2 separate regions of the Homo sapiens genome follow, and region 1 is linked to region 2. A link is a loop called in an ENCODE intact Hi-C map of the cell type or tissue named here. Cell type or tissue: Caco-2. All regions are shown on one strand. Links, peaks and the distances in the headings refer to the core of each region. The heading gives the core; the rest is flanking DNA.

Region 1 (10,184 bases), core at 3,282-8,281, 130 kb after region 2:
TAGTAGTACCTACCTCATAGAGTGGTTGTGAGAATTAAAAGAGGTAATGCATGCAAAATTCCACTCACAGCCTGGCAGCCAGTACGGGACCATGGATACTGATAATGATGAACAGGTGGCGTCTCTCCGACCACTCCTTTTGGTCCCTGAGGCTAGAGTGTGTTACACAGAAATGTTTGGCCTCCTGGTGTGATTTCATCCCCTTGAACCCCGATTCCTGGGTGTGAGGGTGGGCTGGGGAGGGGTTCGCTGCTTGTCTGTGGGTCCTGCAGAATGGGGTCCCTGGTGGCCTGGGTGGAGGGGAGGCTGCAGGAGGTTACTCTCCCTGGCCTCCAGGGCTGTGCTAGTGACACTGAGGGTCGTCCCCTCACAATGCGGGAGACCATGCTGCTGTCTCAAGGATGCTCCAGGCTGGGAGGAGGCTGTGACTCCCGCAGCCCAGTAATCAGAGGAGGTGTCTTGGAGGTGAAGGGTGATGAGGTTTTTGCCCAAAGGGCCAGGTGGGAAAAGGCAGAGGGAATAGAAACTCACAGGTGGGAGCCCCTCAGGCTCATGTGGGCCTGTGGAGAGCCATGCCTGGGGTGGCAGATCTGGGGCCAAGATGCTCGACCTTGCTCTGTGAGTAGTGAGGTCCCGCGAAGGCAAAGGCTTTCAGCAGCCTGTAACAGGGTCAGATTTGCATTTTCCAAAGTTCCTCCTGATCCCCTGGGCTTTTTGGGAAAATGAAATGTAGTTTTCTAGTTTCCCTCCCAGGCTATGATCTCGAGTCCCTTCTGACTGAAAATACCCCGTAGATGTCCTTGGACTGGGACTCTTGAGTGGCAGAGAAACTGAGGCCAAGAGAGGAAGGTGCGTGTCCTAGATCACCCATGAGCTGCTAGCAGGGGTAGTTGAAGAGTCCTGCCTCCCTGCACCCCACCTTCCTGGCACCAGATAAAGGGCCCCTGGTGCCCTTGACCTCAGTCCCAAGAGCTGTAACAGAATCTCTGGCCCTGTACTGACTCTCTGGAAGGCCCAGGAGCCTCCTGGCCTGGCCACAAGAGTTCTGCCTCTTGGGCCCCCTCTCCCACGCCTTCCTCTCTTCCTTTGTCAAGTAGGTGGGGAGGGAGGCCTTGGCCTCAAAGGGCCTTTGTGAGGCCTTGGCTGTGGGGAGGAGGGCTGGGCACTCGAGCTCTTCGCCCTCCTCCCACTCCATCCCCTGGCTACCCCCGTCCTGACTCCCTCCTGCCCTCTGGCCATTGCCCAGACATTTTAGGTCCGTGGCTCCGAAAAGAGGCTGGTGAGGCCTGGCGGGAGCAGGCTGGGCTTGCTGCGGTGAGAGGAGGAGACGCCAGGTTGGCCCGCTTGGTACTCTCCTGCTGCGTGACCCAGGGGAGTCAGCTGCCCTTTCTGAGCCCCTTTCCTTGTGGGTTCAGGAGCCATGCCACACCTCCTCCTCTCGTTGCCTTCCTCGCTGGCTCACTTGGTGCCCTGCCCTTTCTAGACACGCAGAGCTGCCCTGCCCTGGATGTGGGGGCAGGTGACAGAGAGCGTATGGTGGCTGGTGTTCAGAGAGCTGTGTGAGTGGGGCCCAAGGGGCAGCAGTGATGGGGACTCAGACCAGGCTGGGGTGGATGGTCCACGGCACTGCCTGGATTTCCTAAACCATGTGTGTAGGCACTGCCTACTGGCTAGCCACAAGCCTGCAGGACAGGCAGCCCCTGCCCCACTAACGGGATGGGAGGTTTGTGGAGCAGGAAGTCAAGCAGGCTTGGCTCAGCTTGCTTGGCGGGCCCAGCCCAGTGGGTTATCATTAACGCCCAGCTGCTTGCCAGTGAGAGGGAACTTTGGCCTCAGGCAGCCTTGTTTCGATGGAGTCTTACCTGTGACCGCCTGTTTACAAATGAGAAGTCGTGCTGCATGCCCGTCCATCCCCTCCAGCTCCTTCTCTGAGTTGGTCCTTATAGTGGCTGCTCTGTTCTTAGAGGGTCTCCTCAGCCAGCCTCCCAGCCTCGCTGCCTCTCAAATGGAATGCAGAGGCTAGTTTTTGAGCCACAGTGAACTTGGCTGCAGCCTTGGCCCTACCTTACTAGAAGTGTGACCTTGAACAAGTCACTCCTGCTTGGGCCTCAGTTTCCTCATCTGTAATTGGGGAAGGATAATTCTTGCTGGTCACAGTTTCTGGAAACCGAAATGACTTGAGGTATCTGTGGTGTCATACACATGGGAGGCAGGTGACAAACTGGTTCCCCTCTCTTGCTCGTCTTCTCCTTGGCAACTTTTTGTTGGGGACCTAGAGCCACCTTGGTTGGGACATCCCATCTCCTATTGACTCTGCAGGTGGGACCAGGCCTTGTCCTCTTGGGTGCCGACCTGGGCACCTGCCTTCAGCCCACACCCTTCACCCACAGGCTCGCTATGTTTTTGTTCTTTCCAGTACAGTGGCCATTCGCTGGCCCCTCACAGGCCTGGCTGGGGAGATGCACGGAGAATGGAGAATGTCCCCAGGCCTGGGAGCTCAGGGTGTCCGTCCTCCTCGCTCAGGGCCCGGGACCTGGTAGGCGGCCTCCTGTCACCCTGTGGGGGCAACATCCCCTCATCCAGCATGCTGTCTCTCCCACATCTGGGTATGAGCCTGGAGGTCCTTTGGTGGAATGCACAGGGGACAAGGTGGGGTGGGGGAGGGGGACTAATGAACAGACACTGGTTTTGGAACCTGCAGAATTCCCCTAGTGCAGTCTCGGGGGCCCCAGCCTCAGCCCAGTCCCGGGGACTCTTGCCCATCAAGCCATTTCCTGGAGATGGCCCTACTCCTCGGCTCCCTGAACATAAGGCCTTTTCGTGCCACAGAACAGTCAGTTTGCAGCAAGGCCTGGCAGCGGGGGCACACCCAGCCGAACTGCCCAGGAATGACCCCCTTCTGGGCATGTGCTCAGAGATGGGGTTCAGTGGGGTCAGGGAGAGCTTTCAGAGGCCTTGAAGGGTGCGGACTGCCATGGAGGAGAAGGAGGTAGGGCTGGGGGAGGGCAAGTCTTCTGCAGAGGGGATGGGCTGTAGGCTACAACTCCCTTTCCAGTCCCAGATGGAAGTCCCGTGTCCTTCCCAGACCTGTTTCCCACTGTCTAGTTCATTCATTCTGTGATCCTAGATTCCAGGAGGGTGGTGACTAGGGTGAAGCTGGATGGACAAAGAGTGGGGGAGGAGGACGGATGTGGAGGGAGCCTCTGCAGATATAGCCCAGGTGCCATGGATCCAGTCTGCTGCCTTGCCTTGCCTTGTACACCAGGAATAGAAACCTGAATTTCTTGTTGTGCCACGAAGGGAGAAGGGAGGTGGGCTGGGCTGTGGCCTGTCAGGTAGAGTTGGTCTAACAGGCTGGGATGGGCTGAGCAGGGGAGCGGTGACTGCAGGTGCAGAATGCTGTCCTAGAGCTGTGTTGCCTGGAGAAATGGTCAACCCCCAGCCCTCAGGGGTAGCCCCTGTACAGCCCAATCCTGTGCACCACTTTGTCCCCCCTCCCTCCCAGGGACCTGTCTGTAGCCCCAGTGGAACCTGCCAAGCTTTGCTAAGCCTAGAAGTGGGCAAAGTCAGGCCTGGGCCCTGCTTAGGAGCTCACAGGCTGGTGGTGGGGACCCTAAGGAAACCTAGAGAGTGTGGACAGGGATGGAAGGGAGCACAGGTGGCTGGCACCAGATAAAGGGCCCCTGGCACCCGAGGACCATTTCGGAGGCAGTGTCTGCCTCAGGACACTTCGGGTCCCCATTTCCCTCCTGAACCTCCCTGCTTACCAGCACTCTCCATGCCTGCTCTGCCAGCATCACTGCCTCCAGGCAGCCTCCTCTGTTTTCTCTCTGGCTCCTGCTGTCACAGCTCTGCTCACATGGGGGGTCAGGGCCTGGCTCCTTCTCAAGATCCCTGCCTGTGGGCAGAGACCTTCCCTGACTCACTCTATGACCTATGTCCAGCCAGTGGCCCAGGAAAAGTGGAAGGACAAACACTAGGCTTGAGAAGCCTGGCCCCATGGTGGCAGAGGTGAGGGCCTGGGCTTCCCCAAACCCTTGGTCTCATTGCTATCTAGTGAGACACCCCCTAAGCTGGGTTAGGACAGGTGCAGGGAGACAGGTGAAGGAAGGATGGCTTTGTCACCCATAAAACCTAGCCCACCTGAGACCAGCCTGGCCAACATAGTGAAACCCTGTCTCTACTAAAAATAGAAAAATTAGCTGGGTGTTGGTGGCAGGTGCCTGTAGTCCCAGCTACTCTAGAGGCTAAGGCAGGAGAATCGTTTGAACCCAGGAGGCGAAGGTTGCAGTGAGCCAAGATCGCACCATTGCATTCCAGCCTGGGCGACAGGGCAAGACTCCCATCTAAAAAAAACAAACAAAAACAAACAAACAAACAAAAAACCTAGTCTACCTGGAGACTGCAGCCAGACTGCCTGAATTTGAATCTCATTTCACCTCTTCTTGTGTGGCCCTGGGCAAGTGACTTAACCTTTCTGTGCCTTGGTTTCCTCATCCGTAAAAAGGGGATGCCAACAGTGCCCATCTCACAGGGTTGTTTTGCACAGTGCCTGCCACATAGCAGGTGCCCAGTCATTGTGAGATATTTCTATTATTGTTCCTTTACAGGTGCCCCAAGGTGGCCCCTGGATTCCAGAGCAGACTCCAGGTGCCACCAACCTCAGGTGGTTTCTGTTGGTTAGAGCTGGTGACCCTGAGCCTCTCCTGGCAGTGGGAACATGCCTGGCTGCCTTCCGCTCTGTCTGCTCCTTCCCAGGCTGCACGATTGCCCCCAGGTTCCTGCTCTGCCACAGCAAGTCAGGGTGATGGAATCTGGGAATCGTGACTCCCAAGCTCGGTCTGTCTCTCAAGGACTGGAGAAGTGTCTGGGGCCAGAGCCCTGATCTGGGGCCCAGATCTGGTTGGATCTGCACCTCGGGTCTGCCCCAGCTGTGGTGCTTAGTGTTGGGAGACCCTGGTTGGGAGCCCAGCAGACCTAGGGCATCCCATCGGATCCGTCCACTTACTTGCCTTGTCACCTTGGACATCACTGCGCTGTCCTGGGCTCAGCCTCCTCCTCTCTGGGATGGGGCAGTTGTGTGTCTGTCTTAGGACACTGGCTGGGAGGATCTGAAGTGGAGGGACACCTGAGTCACTTCCTGCTGTAAACCCTGGTGATGCCAGGTGGTAGCTGTTTCTCTTTCCATGGCATGATGTGGCTGGGGTCCTCCGTATATGGAAGCCCCTCTCCCTTCCCGGTCTTGCCTGCCCTCCTGGCCTCAGGGAACAGATGCTAAGTCATAGCTCCCTCTGGGTCAGAGGATGGGCTGGATGTGGGGTGTGGTCCAGGGCTGGGAGGGAAGACAGGAGGGCAGCGGGGAGGAGAGGGAAAGTCCCTTCTTCCTGCCTGTGCTTCCTGACGGGGTGCCGTTGGGGATGGATGAGACCAGGCGGCCTCACTGGGTTTCCTAGACCTGTGCTCTGCAGAAGCCGCCGTGCAGGTTGGCCGTGGTGCACCCTGTAGTGCCAACTGGAAGGAGGGGCCAGGTCTCAGGAGCTGCTCATGCCCTTGGGGGAATTCTAGCCCTTTCTCTGACCCTCTAAAACTCTGGTTCTTCCGGGCAGAGGGGACAGCAGGGTCCCCATCTTGGTGGGAACTAGGAGCCCTCTTCCCCATTCTCCCTTGCAACTGCTCTGCTCCACGATCTGTAGAGTCCCTACACAGCCCTGCTGGGATGACCATTTATCTCCTCTGCACAGGTGAGGCCCAAAGTTGCACAGCAGGGAGCAGACATTCAAATTCGGTCTTCCTGCCTCTGCCACCCTCTGCTGGCCGCCTGTGGTAGGACCGCAGAAGCTCTTGGGATGGAACTAGCTCAGGAGCGCCTGCTGGAGTGGAGGCAGGCAGAGGGCTGCTGCCATCTGCCCATGCTGTGTGGCGGGGACATGGTATTACACCTCCCTGGGCCTCAGTTTCCTTATCTGTAAAAGGGGATATTGCCCACTTCTCAGTGCCTTGGTGAGGATGGATTGTGGTGTCAGCAGGATGCCTGGTACATGAAAGGCATGTCTCAGTGTTTGCCTGTCCCCACCCTCCACCATACCCACAGCCACTGGGGAGCAGTGGCTTCCTCAGCTCAGTGAGGCGATGGGAGAGGAAGAGGGGCCTGCTCTGTTCCCTGGGCCAGGGCTAGGGATCAGGCCAGGCCCCACCCCCAGCTCAGGCCTTGGGGAGGGATGATTACAGCTGAGGGAACACAGGGTGAGCTGACCCTTCCTGGTTGCATCTCTTGGTGCTGGAGCCACCCATAGAGGTCTGGGCATAGCTTCCTAGCACCTGAAAATTGAAGGAGACTTTCATTCGCTTTGGGTCAGGCCCTGGGCTTGATACTTTACATACACTGATTCCTCCTCGCAAAGTAGAAATTATTGGCCATGCACATTGGCTCAAGCCTGTCATCCCAGCACTTTGGGAGGCTGAGGCGGGAAGATTGCTTGAGCTCAGGAGTTTGAGACCAGCCTGGGCAACATAGTGAGACCTCATCTCTACAAAAAATTTAAGAGTTAGCTGAGTGTGGTGTGTGGGCCTACGGTCCCAGCTATTCGTGAGGCTTAGGCCAGAGGATCGCTTGAGCCTAGGAGGTTGAGGCTGCAGTGAGCTGTGATTGTGACTGCACTCCAGTTTGGGTGACAGACGAGACCATGCCTCAAAAAGACAAAAACAAAAACAAAAAACCCCAAAATCCAACAACATAAAGAAATTGTTGTTTCTATTATATAAATCAGAAAGCCGAGGCTCAGAGAGCTCGCCAGATTGCCGATTGAGGAGCTGGAATTCAGTCTCCAGTCTGAAGCCAAAGCCCATGCTTTTCCCTTTCACAGCACTGCCTCAGGGGGCTTTTAAGGAAAATACCCCCACAGCAAGAAGAGGTGGAAAGCCCAGGCCAGAGCTCCTTGGGCAGGGTCAGGTGCAGAGGGCACCTGGTACTGGAGCCCCCCTGGGCTGCCTCTCTCTTGGCAGGCAGAGCAAGGGGCTTCCAGAAATTAGGAAGGGCTGAGCCTGAGAGCAGCCAGTTGCTCATGGATCATTCCCGGGTCAGCGGCTGCCCTGGCCGGATTCCCTGGCTGCGTCTCATGGAGCAGCCTCTTGGGCCGTGCCCACCAGTCTCTGTAGAAAATAAAAATGGAGGCTGGGCGCAGTGGCTTATGCCTGTAATTCCAGCACTTTGGGAGGCCGAGGCCAGCAGATCAGGAGTTTGAGACCAGCCTGGCCAACATGGAGAAACCCTGTCTCTACTAAAAATATAAAAATTAGCTGGGCGTGGTGGTGGGTGCCTGTAATCCCAGCTACTCAGGAAGGTGAGGCAGGAGAATTGCTTGAACCCAGGAGCTGGAGGTTGCAGTGAGCTGAGGTTGCACTACTGCATTCCATGCACTCCAGCCTGGGCAAAAGAGCGAGACTGTCTCTAAAGAAAAAAAGAAAGAAAAAAGGAAAAAAAGGAGTTTTTGCTCCACTTGAGCATTTGCTTGCTGTGTGCCTTTGACAAGTCACAGTCCATCTCTGAACCTCCATTCCTCGCCCATACAATGGAATGACAACTCCTCGCTCCTTGGGTGGCGTGAAGACCTGATGAGATTATGCGAGGCAAGTGCCATGCGGGGCCTGGCCCACCGCTCCCCACTGGCCCCTCGCTTTGTGCTCCCCAGCTGGGATATGGGTGTTTGTCCCATGCCCGCACCCCCACCCCACTTGAACCTGCTGTACCCCTGTGGGCTGGCGGGGGTGGGCACTCAGGCTGCTGGTGCTAGAGAAGGAAGGGAATGGAGCTCTTGCTGGTTAGGGAGGGGCGCAGCGGGTAGGAGGAAGGCAGTGCCCCGGGTCCAGCGCTCTGACGTCTTCCCACAGGTTCTTCATCAGCAAACCTTTAGCGGAAGAGCACTCTCTGGCCAGGAAGGGGAGAGGGCATCCCAGGCAGGACCGCGGGGTGGGGGGCAAGCGGGGAGCAGATGGGCCCTATGGGGCCCCAAGTCTGTGGTGGGAGGCAGGTGAATCACCATGCTGATGATCACACAGCAAGTCTGTGTCTGTCACGTCTGTGTCTGTCATGTCTCCTGCCATGGGGGGCATCCGCATGCTCCTCCGCCCCTCACGCTCTCTCCTCGCCTTCTCCGCAGGGCATCTGCGAGGACCCCCGCCTCTTTGTGGATGGCATCAGCTCCCACGACCTGCACCAGGGCCAGGTGGGCAACTGCTGGTTTGTGGCAGCCTGCTCGTCACTTGCCTCCCGGGAGTCGCTGTGGCAAAAGGTGAGGCCTCGGGCAGAGTGGGCAGGGTGCTGGGGAGTGTGAACGCAGCCTGTGGCCCTCACTGCCAGACAGGCGGAACCTGATTGTGGCAGATGAGACTTTCAAAAGCCTGTGCCAGGGATGGGGTGGGGGCCCCCAGTACTGGCCGAGCGTCGGAATTGCCATCCCTCACCCTTCAGCTGGGCACCCCCAGGGGCAGGTGCTGGGAATCCGTCAGGCTCCCAAGGTCATTCTGATGTGTCCCCCCCAACACTGTTGGGGACACTTGGCAGATTAATACACACCTGTGAAATGTGGAAGCTGTGTGCATCACATTTAGTGTGCAGACACCACTGATGGGGCTCAGGAGACCCCTGACAGACACAGACCTGCTGTGTGACTCAGCTGGTTGCTGTCCTCCTCTGGGCCTGACTTTTCCCAGTTGTTCAGCAAGGGTGGTTTGGTGATCCCCAGCTTCATGACTCCCAGTTCCAAGCTGCTGGTGTTCTGGACCAGGGCCAAAGGGTTTGGGTGGGAAAGAATGGGCTCTGGTCCTGCAACCCAACCTCCTATCCCAGCACAGTTCCAAGCTGCTGGTGTTCTGGACCAGGGCCAAAGGGTTTGGGTTGGAAAGAATAGGCTCTGGTCCTGCAACCCAACCTCCTATCCCAGCACTTGGCAGCAGGGCCTTAGATTCCGTGCACAGGAGGCAGGGAGGCTGGAGTGGAGGCAGACCCTGGCTCCCTGAAGAATTATTGGCAGGGACTGCAGGGGGACTCTGGTCATTGCCCCTTGCTCATCCCTGCCCTTCTGCCATCCCTTGGGAGGGGCTGGCAGTGGGGCTGAGGAGCACTGGACATCTGCATCTCCCAGGCTTGGCAGTGAGCCTCAGCACTTGGTAGCTTTGGAGCTGGCCTCAGGTTACTCATCAGCAAAATAAGGACAATCGGAGTAGCTGTCTCTCGGGGAGTGGTGAGGATAGGACCAGATGCTGCACTCAACATGCCTTGTGCGGCATCGTGCTTGGCCAAAGGTGGCTGTGCCTACCAGCATTATGATAATTAATATCATAGAACATACAGGTACTCCTGTGCAAGACAGAGTTTTTCCTCATCCTCTGAGGTATCCCTTGGCCATCAGAGGGAGCAGTGCCCTTGGGCAAGGCTGAGACTCTGGTAGGTGTCTTGCTCTTGAGTCTGCAGAACGGGGATGTGACCTCTCAAAGCCACTCCAGGGTGGGCATCCCTGGGGCCTAGCCCCAGTAGTCCTGCAGGGTAGGAGCAGCTGCCTGCTGTAGGGCCCCTGGGGCCTTGGCAGAGGCCATGGTTGCGGCGTGTGGATGTGGGTATTCGAGGGGCACCTGAGCCAGGAGGGCTTTCGAGAGCCACCCGTTGGCTCATTTCAATTCTACGCCTCAAGGCCCAGAGAGGGCTGGGGCCTGGTTCTGTGCTCTGGGTGTAGGGCCAGTCCTCACTCTCCAGCTTCCAGGCTCCCACCCCCTTCTCTGAGCTCAGAACAAGGTCCCCCTGCCTTAGAGCCCACCCCCCCACTAGATGAGGGCTCAGTCAGGGGCTGAAGGGGCACATGGGCATTCTGTAGGGCTGCCCCCCACCTCCCACTTTGCCCTGCAATTGCCTGTTTATCTTTCACCTCCCCCGTGAGGTGAGCTCCCCACAGGCAGAACTGGCCCAACGTATATGTCCCTGCTGAGCCCACTAGGGACCTGGAGTAGAGAAGGCTCAGGAGAGTTTTGGGAACAGAGCTCCTTTCCAAATTGTTGGACTCAGCTACCACCCAGCAGCCCCACGGTCGGCCTTGCTCCCCCAGACCTCCCAGGGCCTTGTGGTGCTGGGCCTGACTCCAGTCTCCCCAGGAGAGGCCATCTGTCTGGCCGTTTGTAGGTGGGAGCCTATGTGT
Region 2 (10,184 bases), core at 1,818-6,817:
CTAATTTTTTTTCATTTGTTTAATTTCAGTGGTAGGAATGGGATCCTGGTGCTTCCACATGACTCTGAAATATGAAATGCAGGTTAGTAATGATGAAATTGACAAATGCTTATTTCTCTTAATTCAGAAGTACTTCAGATTTGAGAAAAGAGCACATAACTATGGCTAAAAGATGGGATTTGTAATCTCTGGAGTTTTTTACTTCAAGTCTGAGGATCCAAACTGACTAAGTGAAGTAAAGAAATAAGCAGGTGAGTCCATAAGGAAAACAAGTACAAATAGTATAGGGCTTTTTGACCATCTCTGTGCGGGCATATAAAATTGAGAGCAGCATTAGAGAGCAGAGTCACATGGGGACATCTTAAAAAGACATAATCAGTTCACCAGAACAATATATTCTTATTCTGAGATACCTGCATTCTTTCATGGCTGTATGGCATCCATTTGAATAGTCTGAGTCCCTCTATGTAGCAAGACTTTAAAGCAAGCTTGTCCAACCTGTGGGCCGCATGTGACCCAGGATGGCTTTGAATGCAGCCCAATACAAATTCATAAACTTTCTTAAAACATTATAAGGTTTTTTTTTGCAATTTATTTTTATTTTTATTTTTCATTTTTTTGAGTCAAAGTTTTGCTCTTATTGCCCAGGCTGGAGTGCAGTGGTGCAATCTTGGCTCACTGCAACCTCTGCCTCCCAGGTTCAAGCAATTCTCCTGCCTCAGCCTCCCAAGTAGCTAGGACTACAGGCACCCACCACCAAGCCCGGCTAATTTTTTATATTTTTAGTAGAGACGGGGTTTCAACATGTTGGCCAGGCTGGTCTCGAACTCCTGACCTCAGGTGATCCGCCTGCCTCAGCCTCCCAAAATGCTGAGATTACAAGCATGAGCCACCGCACCCGGCCGTTAGTGTTAATTTTATGTGTGGCTCAGGGAAGCCAAAAGATTGGACACCCCTGCAGAGCTAGCCAAGGATTTTTAGTTTCCATCCTTACTCTGAGGAGGGCATATATGTCAAGTCCTCAGTCTTTTGATCTCTTGATTTCCCATCACTAATCCAGAAACTTCTAGAACAGTAGTACAAGTAAAATCTGAGCTACATTTGTAATTTAAATTTTTCTAGTAGCTACATTGAAAAAAAGTACACAGAAATGGGTGAAAATAATAATATATTTTATTTGGCTGGGCGCGGTGGCTCATGCCTGTAATCCCAGCACTTTGAGAGGCGGAGGTGGGTGGATCACGAGGTCAGGAGATTGAGACCATCCTGGCCAACATGTGGAAACCCCGTCTCTACTAAAAATACAAAAATTAGCTGGGTGTGGTGGTGTGCACCTGTAATCCCAGCTACCCGGGAAGCTGAGACAGGAGAATCTCTTGAGCCTGGGAGGCGGAGATCGCAGTAAGCCAAGATCACGCCACTGCACTCCAGCCTGGCGACAGAGCAAGACTCTGTCTCAAATAATAATAATAATCATAATAAATTTTATTTAACCCAGTATATCTAAAATACTACTTCTCTCTCTATATATAATCAATATAAAAAATTATGAATAAAGTATTTCATATTCTTAAATCTGGTTATTATACCTGCAATATATTTTTAGTTCAGATTAGGCTTATTTCAAGTGCTCAGTAGCCACATTGGAGTGTCAAAACCTGAGTGTGGCTTATAGGATAGCCACATGGGGTGGGGACCATCCATCACAGAACTCTGGGACCTCAGCCAGTTAAAGAGAGTGTCAACATAGGGGGATAGTCCAGTGTAGGGTGTCAGAGCCTAACTAGGAGTGAGGAGGGTATTTGCACATCAAGGCAGCCCAGGGACAGTGTATTAGAGACCAGGGTTGAAAAGGTATCCATGCAAAGGGGACAGCTCAGTGCAGAATAAGAAGGGTGTCCTCCCAAGTTGGGGGGGTCATTTGACATGCGGTTGGAATCTGAGTGGGATGGAGAGAGTGCCACATAGTGGGGACAGCTTTGTGCCATGTTTTGGTACCCTGGGAAGGTGAGAGTGACTTCTACATGGCAGAGTGGCCCAGTGCAGGATCTGAGAGCACAAGCAGAGTCGAGAGGCTGTCTAAGTGGAGGTGCAGCAGCAGCCCAGCACCAAGTGTTGGAGCCTGAATTGAGTGAGAAGGGCATTGCTTGGGAAAAGGAGAGGTAGCAATGGAAGCCATGTTGCATACAGGGTAATTAATCAAATAAATAAATACATTAAGGAGAATGGGAGCCAGGTTTCTTACTGTTAGAGAACAAAAGTCGCAAATACGGAAAAGATGAAAACTAGAATGAGCTCTGTGGTGACAAACTGAAATTGGAGTTAACAGTGCAGACTCCTATGTTCAATACATACATATATAATAGACATAAATATAGATGTGAAAATATGTGATATGCATATGTATGTATTTTGTGTATATGTATACATACTTAAATATTTTAATACACATATATATACATACATTCTCAAGCTCTGTCCATGAGAGGATCTGGGAATGGGGAACTTCAAAGCCAAAGAATATACCTAGCATCCAGATCTTGTTTTCTAAAAATCATTCTTCTTTAAAAGGAACCAGGGCTGATTCCAAGGGCTGGGGCAGAAAAAAAAAAAAGGACAATATCAGCCTAGATCATCTTTTTATGCCAGAAAAAATGGAAAGGCTCAAAAAATTATGGGAATATGTCAAAAGGACACTGAAGCCAACTTGAAGAGGTTCCTGCTGGCCAAATATGGGGCAATTTGAGCATCAAAATAAATGGTAATGGGTTATAATAGTTATAATGTAACCCGATGAGTAATATGGGAAATCTGAGTCCATACTAGATAATAAATGATGTATTAAATGAAATAATACATGAGTATAAATAAATGAATAAAGAAAAAGTTTGATGTTAAAGAGTATATTTACATAGTTTCAAAGTACCTTTCCACAAAATACTTAAAAAGGGGAGAAAGAATACCTTTACAGTGGAGAAGCCAAGTGGGAAACACCTTAATCAAGCAACCTAATCATCACTAATGGGACAAATCAAAATTATATGTGTTAATGGAAAAACTAAACCCTGTCAAATATCTTTATTTTATTATTTTTAATTTTTATTATTATTATTTTTTGAGATGGAGTTTCACCCTTGTCACTTAGGCTGGCATGCAGTGGTGTAATCTTGGCTCACGGCAACCTCTGCCTCCCAGGTTCAAGTGATTCTCCTGCCTCAGCCTCCCGAGTAGCTGGGGTTACAGGCGTGCACCACCATGCCCAGCTAATTTTTTTTTTTTTTTTTTGAGATGGAGTCTCACTCTGTCGCCCAGAGTGACACTGGAATGTAGTGTGATCTCGGCTCACTGCAACCTCTGCCTCCCAGGTTCAAGCGATTCTCCTGCCTCAGCCTCCTGAGTAGCTGGGGTTATAAGCACCCGCCACCATGCCTCGCTAATTTTTGTATTTTTAGTAGAGACGGGGTTTCACCACATTGGCCAGGCTGGTCTTGAACTCTTGACCTCAGATGATCCACCCACCTGGCCTCCCAAAGTGCTGGGAATACAGGCGTGAGCCACTGTGCCTGGCCTGTCAAGTATTTTTTAAAGGTTTATTCTGAGCCAATATTAGTGACCATGGCATGGTGTGATACTGGTGGGCTGGGGGAAGTCCCCAAACAGCAGTGGACCTCTATCCTAGCCAATGTCTAGGCTCTTGGCACCATCACAAGAATGAATTCAAGGACAAGTCGAAAAATAATGAAAGTAAAGAAATTTATTGCAAAGAGTAAAAGTACACACTCAAGGGAGTGCAGGTGTACTTGAGAGAGTGTCATGCAGTGGGGTTTGGGGCTGCTACCTTTATGTGTTTCTCTAACCAAGGAATGGAATATTCATGAAAATTCCTGGAAAAAGGTAGAGATTTATCAGAACTGTGGTGCCACCCAATAGGTGTTCCTGGAACTGTCATAGTGAGGGAGAAGAAAAGGAAAAATTAGTTAGGTAAACGGTTAAGGCTGGTCCTTGGAAAAGCTGCCTGCCTGAAAAATCACAGCTACAGGCAAGATAGAGCAGCTTGGAGAAAAACTCAGACTGTAGAAGCTGCCTGCCTGAAAAATCGCAGCTACAGTGCACCTGCACAGATAAGCCACAGATAAGCAGGCAAGGCAGGAAAAGTCCAGCATAGAAGCCTTTTGCTCTTTGTATGATTAGCGAGCTCCCAGGAAGTTTCCTCCCCTTTTCAGACATGTACACAGTGGGCCCCATGGAAACTTGCAGAGGGAGGAGGGGGGCTTACTTTAAACAAAACCACAATTATACAAACAAAAAGTTTCACTTTATGCTTACCTAGAGACATACCCACAACTACATAAAGGGAAGTTATGCATAGATAAGTTTCTCAAACACTTACAGACATGAGAGCAGTTTCTTGTGAAAGCTTTTCAATTCAGCTTTTCTTCTTTTGCTTATTAAACTTTTCCTCCAACCTCATTCTTTGGGTCCACACTCCTTAATTTTCTTGAGACCACAAGCTCGGATAACACATTAGACAACGAGACCAGTGACCCTGACCTATTTCAATGGTGCTGCTGGGTTTGTGGTTTAGTATGTTAATGAGCATATAATGAGGTCCTAGGTGAAACCTCGGTCAAATCCAGTGACATGCTGGATCCAATCGGTCTTAGCCAGCTTGGTCCACACCCTGTTTTTCAGGATCTTACCAGCCCAAAGACTCTAAGTCATGTGAAATTGCTGCCTGGAATTTCTTCTCCACCCTGTATTATTCCTATCTCAGGACAATAGAGTCTCAAGAGGTCCTTTGATTTCCTTGTCATGTGATGCTATACCAAAGTCAGGTTGAAAAGTAAGCCACATTATGCTGCGTTAAGAAAAGAAACCTGGTCAAGTAGCCAAGATGGCCAAATAGGAACAGCTCCAGTCTACAACTCTCGGCGTTAGCGACACAGAAGACGGGTGACTTCTGCATTTCCAACTGAGGTACCGGGTTCATCTCACTGGGGAGTGCCGGACATTGGGTGCAGGTCAGTGGGTGCAGTGCATGTGCGTGAGCCAAAGCAGGGCGAGGCATCGCCTCACCCAGGAAGTGCAAGGGGTCAGGGAATTCCCTTTCCTAGTCAAAGAAAGGGGTGACCGATGGCACCTGGAAAATCAGGTCACTCCCACCCTAATACTGCACTTTCCCAATGGGCTTAACAAACCGCACACCAGGAGATTATATCCCGCACCTGGCTCGGAGGGTCCTACGCCCACGGAGCCTCTCTCACTGCTAGCACAGCAGTCTGAGATCAAATTGCAAGGCAGCAGTGAGGCTGGGGGAGGGGCGCCTGCCATTGCCGAGGCTTGAGTAGGTAAACAAAGCGGCCGGGAAGCTCGAACTGGATGAAGCCCACCACAGCTCAAGGAGGCCTGCCTGCCTCTATAGGCTCCACCTCTGGGGGCAGGGAACAGACAAACAAAAGGCAGCAGTAACCTCTGCAGACTTAAATGTCCCTGTCTGACAGCTTTGAAGAGAGTAGTGGTTCTCCCAGCATGAAGCTTGAGATCTGAGAACGGGCAGACTGCCTCCTCAAGTGGGTCCCTGACCCCCGAGTAGCCTAACTGGGAGGCACCCCCCAGTAGGGGTGGACTGACACCTCACACGGCTGGGTACTCTTCTGAGACAAAACTTCCAGAGGAATGATGAGGCAGCAGCATTTGCGGTTCACCAATATCCTCTGTTCTGCAGCCACCACTGCTGATACCCAGGCAAACAGGGTCTGAAGTGGACCTCCAGCAAACTCCAACAGACCTGCAGCTGAGGGTCCTGACTGTTAGAAGGACAACTAACAAACAGAAAGGACATCCACACCAAAAACCCATCTGTACGTCACCATCATCAAAGACCAAAGGTAGATAAAACCATGAAGATGGGAAAAAACAGAGCAGAAAAACTGGAAACTAAAAATCAGAGCGCCTGTCCTCCTCCAAAGGAATGCAGCTCCTCACCAGCAATGGAACAAAGCTGGACGGAGAATGACTTTGACAAGTTGAGAGAAGAAGGCTTCAGAAGATTAAACTACTCCAAGCTAAAGGAGGAAGTTCGAACCAATGGCAAAGAAGTTAAAAACCTTGAAAAAAAATAAGATGAATGGCTAACTAGAATAACCAATGCAGAGAGGTCCTTAAAGGACCTGATGGAGCTGAAAACCACGGCACGAGAACTACGTGACGAATGCACAAGCCTCAGTAGCTGATGCGATCAACTGGAAGAAAGGCTATCAGTGATGGAAGACGAAATGAATGAAATGAAGCCAGAAGAGAAGTTTAGAGAAAAAAGAATAAAAAGAAACGAACAAAGCCTCCAAGAAATATGGGACTGTGAAAAGACCAAATCTACGTCTGATTGTTGTACCTGAAAGTGACAGGGAGAATGGAACCAAGTTGGAAAACACTCTGCAGGATATTATCCAGGAGAACTTCCCCAATCTAGCAAGGCAGGCCAACATTCAAATTCAGGAAATACAAAGAATGCCACAAAGATACTCCTCGAGAGGAGCAACTCCAAGACACATAACTCTCAGATTCACGAAAGCTGAAATGAAGGAAAAAATGTTAAGGGCAGCCAGACAGAAAGGTAGGGTTACCCACAAAGGGAAGCCCATCAGACTAACAGCTGATCTCTCAGCAGAAACTCTACAAGCCAGAAGAGAGTGGGGGCCAATATTCAACATTCTTAAAGGAAAGAATTTTCAACACAGAATTTCATATCCAGCCAAACTAAGCTTCATAAGTGAAGGAGAAATAAAATCCTTTACAGACAAGCAAATGCTGAGAGATTTTGTCACCACCAGCCCTGCCCTAAAAGAGCTCCTGAAGGAAGCACTAAACATGGAAAGGAACAACCGGTACCAGCCACTGCAAAAACATGCCAAATTGTAAAGACCATCAAGGCTAGGAAGAAACTACATCAACTAACGAGCAAAATAACCAGCTAACATCATAATGACAGGATCAAATTCACACATAACAATATTAACCTTAAATGTAAATGGGCTAAATGCTCCAATTAAAAGACACAGGCTGGCAAATTGGATAAAGAGTCAAGACCCATCAGTGTGCTGTATTCAGGAGATCCATCTCATGTGCAGAGACACACATAGGCTCAAAATAAAGGGATGGAGGGAGATCTACCAAGCAAATGGAAAACAAAAAAAGGCAGGGGTTGCAATCCTAGTCTCTGATTAAACAGACTTTAAACCAACAAAGATCAAAAGAGACAAAGAAGGCCATTACATAATGGTAAAGGCATCAATTCAACAAGAAGAGCTAACTATCCTAAATATATATGCACCCAATACAGGAGCACCCAGATTCATAAAGCAAGTCCTTAGTGACCTACAAAGAGACTTAGACTCCCACACAATAATAATGGGAGACTTTAACACCCCACTGTCAACATTAGACAGATCAACGAGACAGAAAGTTAACAAGGATATCCAGGAATTGAACTCAGCTCTGCACCAAGCGGACCTCATAGACATCTACAGAACTCTCCACCCCAAATCAACAGAATATACATTCTTTTCAGCACCACACCACCCCTATTCCAAAATTGACCACATAGTTGGAAGTAAAGCACTCCTCAGCAAATGTAAAAGAACAAAGTATAACAAACTGTCTCTCAGACCACAGTGCAATCAAACTAGAACTCAGGATTAAGAAACTCACTCAAAACTGCTCAACTACATGGAAACTGAACAACCTGCTCCTGAATGACTACTGGGTACATAACGAAATGAAGGCAGAAATAAAGATGTTCTTTGAAACCAACGAGAACAAAGACACAACATACCAGAATCTCTGGAACACATTCAAAGCAGTGTGTAGAGGGAAATGTATAGCACTAAATGCCCACAAGAGAAAGCAGGAAAGATCTACAATTGACACCCTAACATCACAATTAAAAGAACTAGAGAAGCAAGAGCAAACACATTCAAAAGCTAGCAGAAGGCAAGAAATAACTAAAATCAGAGCAGAACTGAAGGAGATAAAGACACAAAAAACCCTTCAAAAAATCAAAGAATCCAGGAGCTGGTTTTTTGAAAAGATCAACAAAATTGATAGACCGCTAGCAAGACTAATAAAGAAGAAAAGAGAGAAGAATCAAATAGACACAATCAAAAATGATAAAGGGGATATCACCACCGATCCCACAGAAATACAAACTACCATCAGAGAATACTATAAACACCTCTATGCCAATAAACTAGAAAATCTAGAAGAAATGAATAAATTCCTTGACACATACACCCTCCCAAGACTAAACCAGGAAGAAGTTGAATCTCCGAATAGACCAATAACAGGCTCTGAAATTGAGGCAATAATTAATAGCTTACCAACCAAAAAGAGTCCAGGACCAGACGGATTCACAGCCGAATTCTACCAGAGGTACAAGGAGAAGCTGGTACCATTCCTTCTGAAACTATTCCAATCAATAGAAAAAGAGGGAATCCTCCCTAACTCATTTTATGAGGCCAGCATCATCCTGTTACCAAAGCCTGGCAGAGAATTTTAGACCAATATCCTTGATGAACATTGAGGCAAAAATCCTCAATAAAATACTGGCAAACCGAATCCAGCAGCACATCAAAAAACTTATCCACCATGATCAAGTGGGCTTCATCCCTGGGATGCAAGGCTGGTTCAACATAGGCAAATCAATAAACGTAATCCAGCATATAAACAGAACCAAAGACAAAAACCACATGGTTATCACAATAGATGCAGCAAAGGCCTTTGACAAAATTCAACAGCCCTTCGTGCTAAAAGCTCTCAATAAATTAGGTATTGATGGGACATATCTCAAAATAATAAGAGCTACTTATGACAAACCCACAGCCAATATCATACTGAATGGGCAAAAACTGGAAGCATTCCCTTTGAAAACTGGCACAAGACAGGGATGTCCTCTCTCACCACTCCTATTCAACATAGTGTTGGAAGTTCTGGCCAGGGCAATCAGGCAGGAGAAGGAAATAAAGGGCATTCAATTAGGAAAAGAGGAAGTCAAATTGTCCCTGTTTGCAGATGACATGATTGTATACCTAGAAAACCCCATCGTCTCAGCCCAAAATCTCCTTAGGCTGATAAGCAACTTCAGCAAAGTCTCAGGATACAAAATCAATGTGCAAAAATCACAAGCATTCTTATACACCAATAACAGACAAACAGAGAGCCAAATCATGAGTGAACTCCCATTCACAATTGCTTCAAAGAGAATAAAATACCTAGGAATCCAACTTACAAGGGATGTGAAGGACGTCTTCAAGGAGAACTACAAACCACTGCTCAAGGAAATAAAAGAGGATACAAACAAATGGAAGAACATTCCATGCTCATGGGTAGGAAGAATCAATATCGTGAAAATGGCCATACTGCCCAAGGTAATTTATAGATTGAATGCAATCCCCATCAAGCTACCAATGACTTTCTTCACAGAATTGGAAAAAATTACTTTAAAGTCCACATGGAACCAAAAAAGAGCCCGCATAGCCAAGTCAATCCTAAGCCAAAAGAACAAAGCTGGAGGCATCACTCTACCTGACTTCAAACTATACTACAAGGCTACAGTAACCAAAACAGCCTGGTACTGGTACCAAAACAGAGATATAGACCAATGGAACAGAACAGAGCCCTCAGAAATAATGCCACATATCTACAACTATCTGATCTTTGACAAACCTGAGAAAAACAAGAAATGGGGAAAGGATTCCTTATTTAATAAATGGTGCTGGGTAAACTGGCTAGCCATATGTAGAAAGCTGAAACTGGATCCCTTCTTTACACCTTATACAAAAATTAATTCAAGATGGATTAAAGACTTACATGTTAGACCTAAAACTATAAAAACCCTAGAAGAAAACCTAGGCAATACCATTCAGGACATAGGCATGGGCAAGGACTTCATGTCTAAAACACCAAAAGCAATGGCAACAAAAGCCAAAGTTGACAAATGGGATCTAATTAAACTGAAGAGCTTCTGCACAGCAAAAGAAACTACCATCAGAGTGAACAGGCAACCTACAGAATGGGAGAAAATTTTTGCAATCTACTCATCTGACAAAGGGCTAATATCCAGAATCTACAATGAACTCAAACAAATTTACAAGAAAAAAACAAACAACTCCATCAAAAAGTGGGCAAAG

The links. A loop is a pair of places that touch in the nucleus more often than their neighbours do. Peaks named below come from ENCODE experiments on the same cell type or tissue, not always from the same donor. Only the 100,000 strongest peaks of a DNase experiment are listed, where the experiment ranks them.
Region 1: it touches region 2 in a loop (8-fold over the local background); 1 of 110 quality-filtered maps calls a loop at or near these places.

The regions. Positions count from the first base shown.
Region 1 is chr11:77,085,526-77,095,709 of GRCh38, forward strand. It overlaps CAPN5 (calpain 5), which reads left to right. Exons shown (of 13, transcript NM_004055.5): 3 at 8,157-8,288. Among named protein-coding and RNA genes, the nearest start is that of OMP, 12 kb to the right of the region's middle. RefSeq lists an enhancer at 1,053-2,001. In Caco-2, for the core only: a CTCF peak has its summit at 5,826 (motif pointing left); DNase peaks (open chromatin) are centred at 3,307 and 5,816.
Region 2 is chr11:76,958,950-76,969,133 of GRCh38, forward strand. It overlaps ACER3 (alkaline ceramidase 3), which reads left to right. Exons shown (of 11, transcript NM_018367.7): 3 at 30-82. It overlaps ACER3-AS1 (ACER antisense RNA 1), which reads right to left. Exons shown (of 3, transcript XR_007062792.1): 2 at 1-64. Among named protein-coding and RNA genes, the nearest start is that of B3GNT6, 70 kb to the right of the region's middle. RefSeq lists a silencer at 4,172-4,231 and an enhancer at 4,453-5,652. In Caco-2, for the core only: no CTCF peak of the experiment used is centred there; DNase peaks (open chromatin) are centred at 4,172 and 4,632.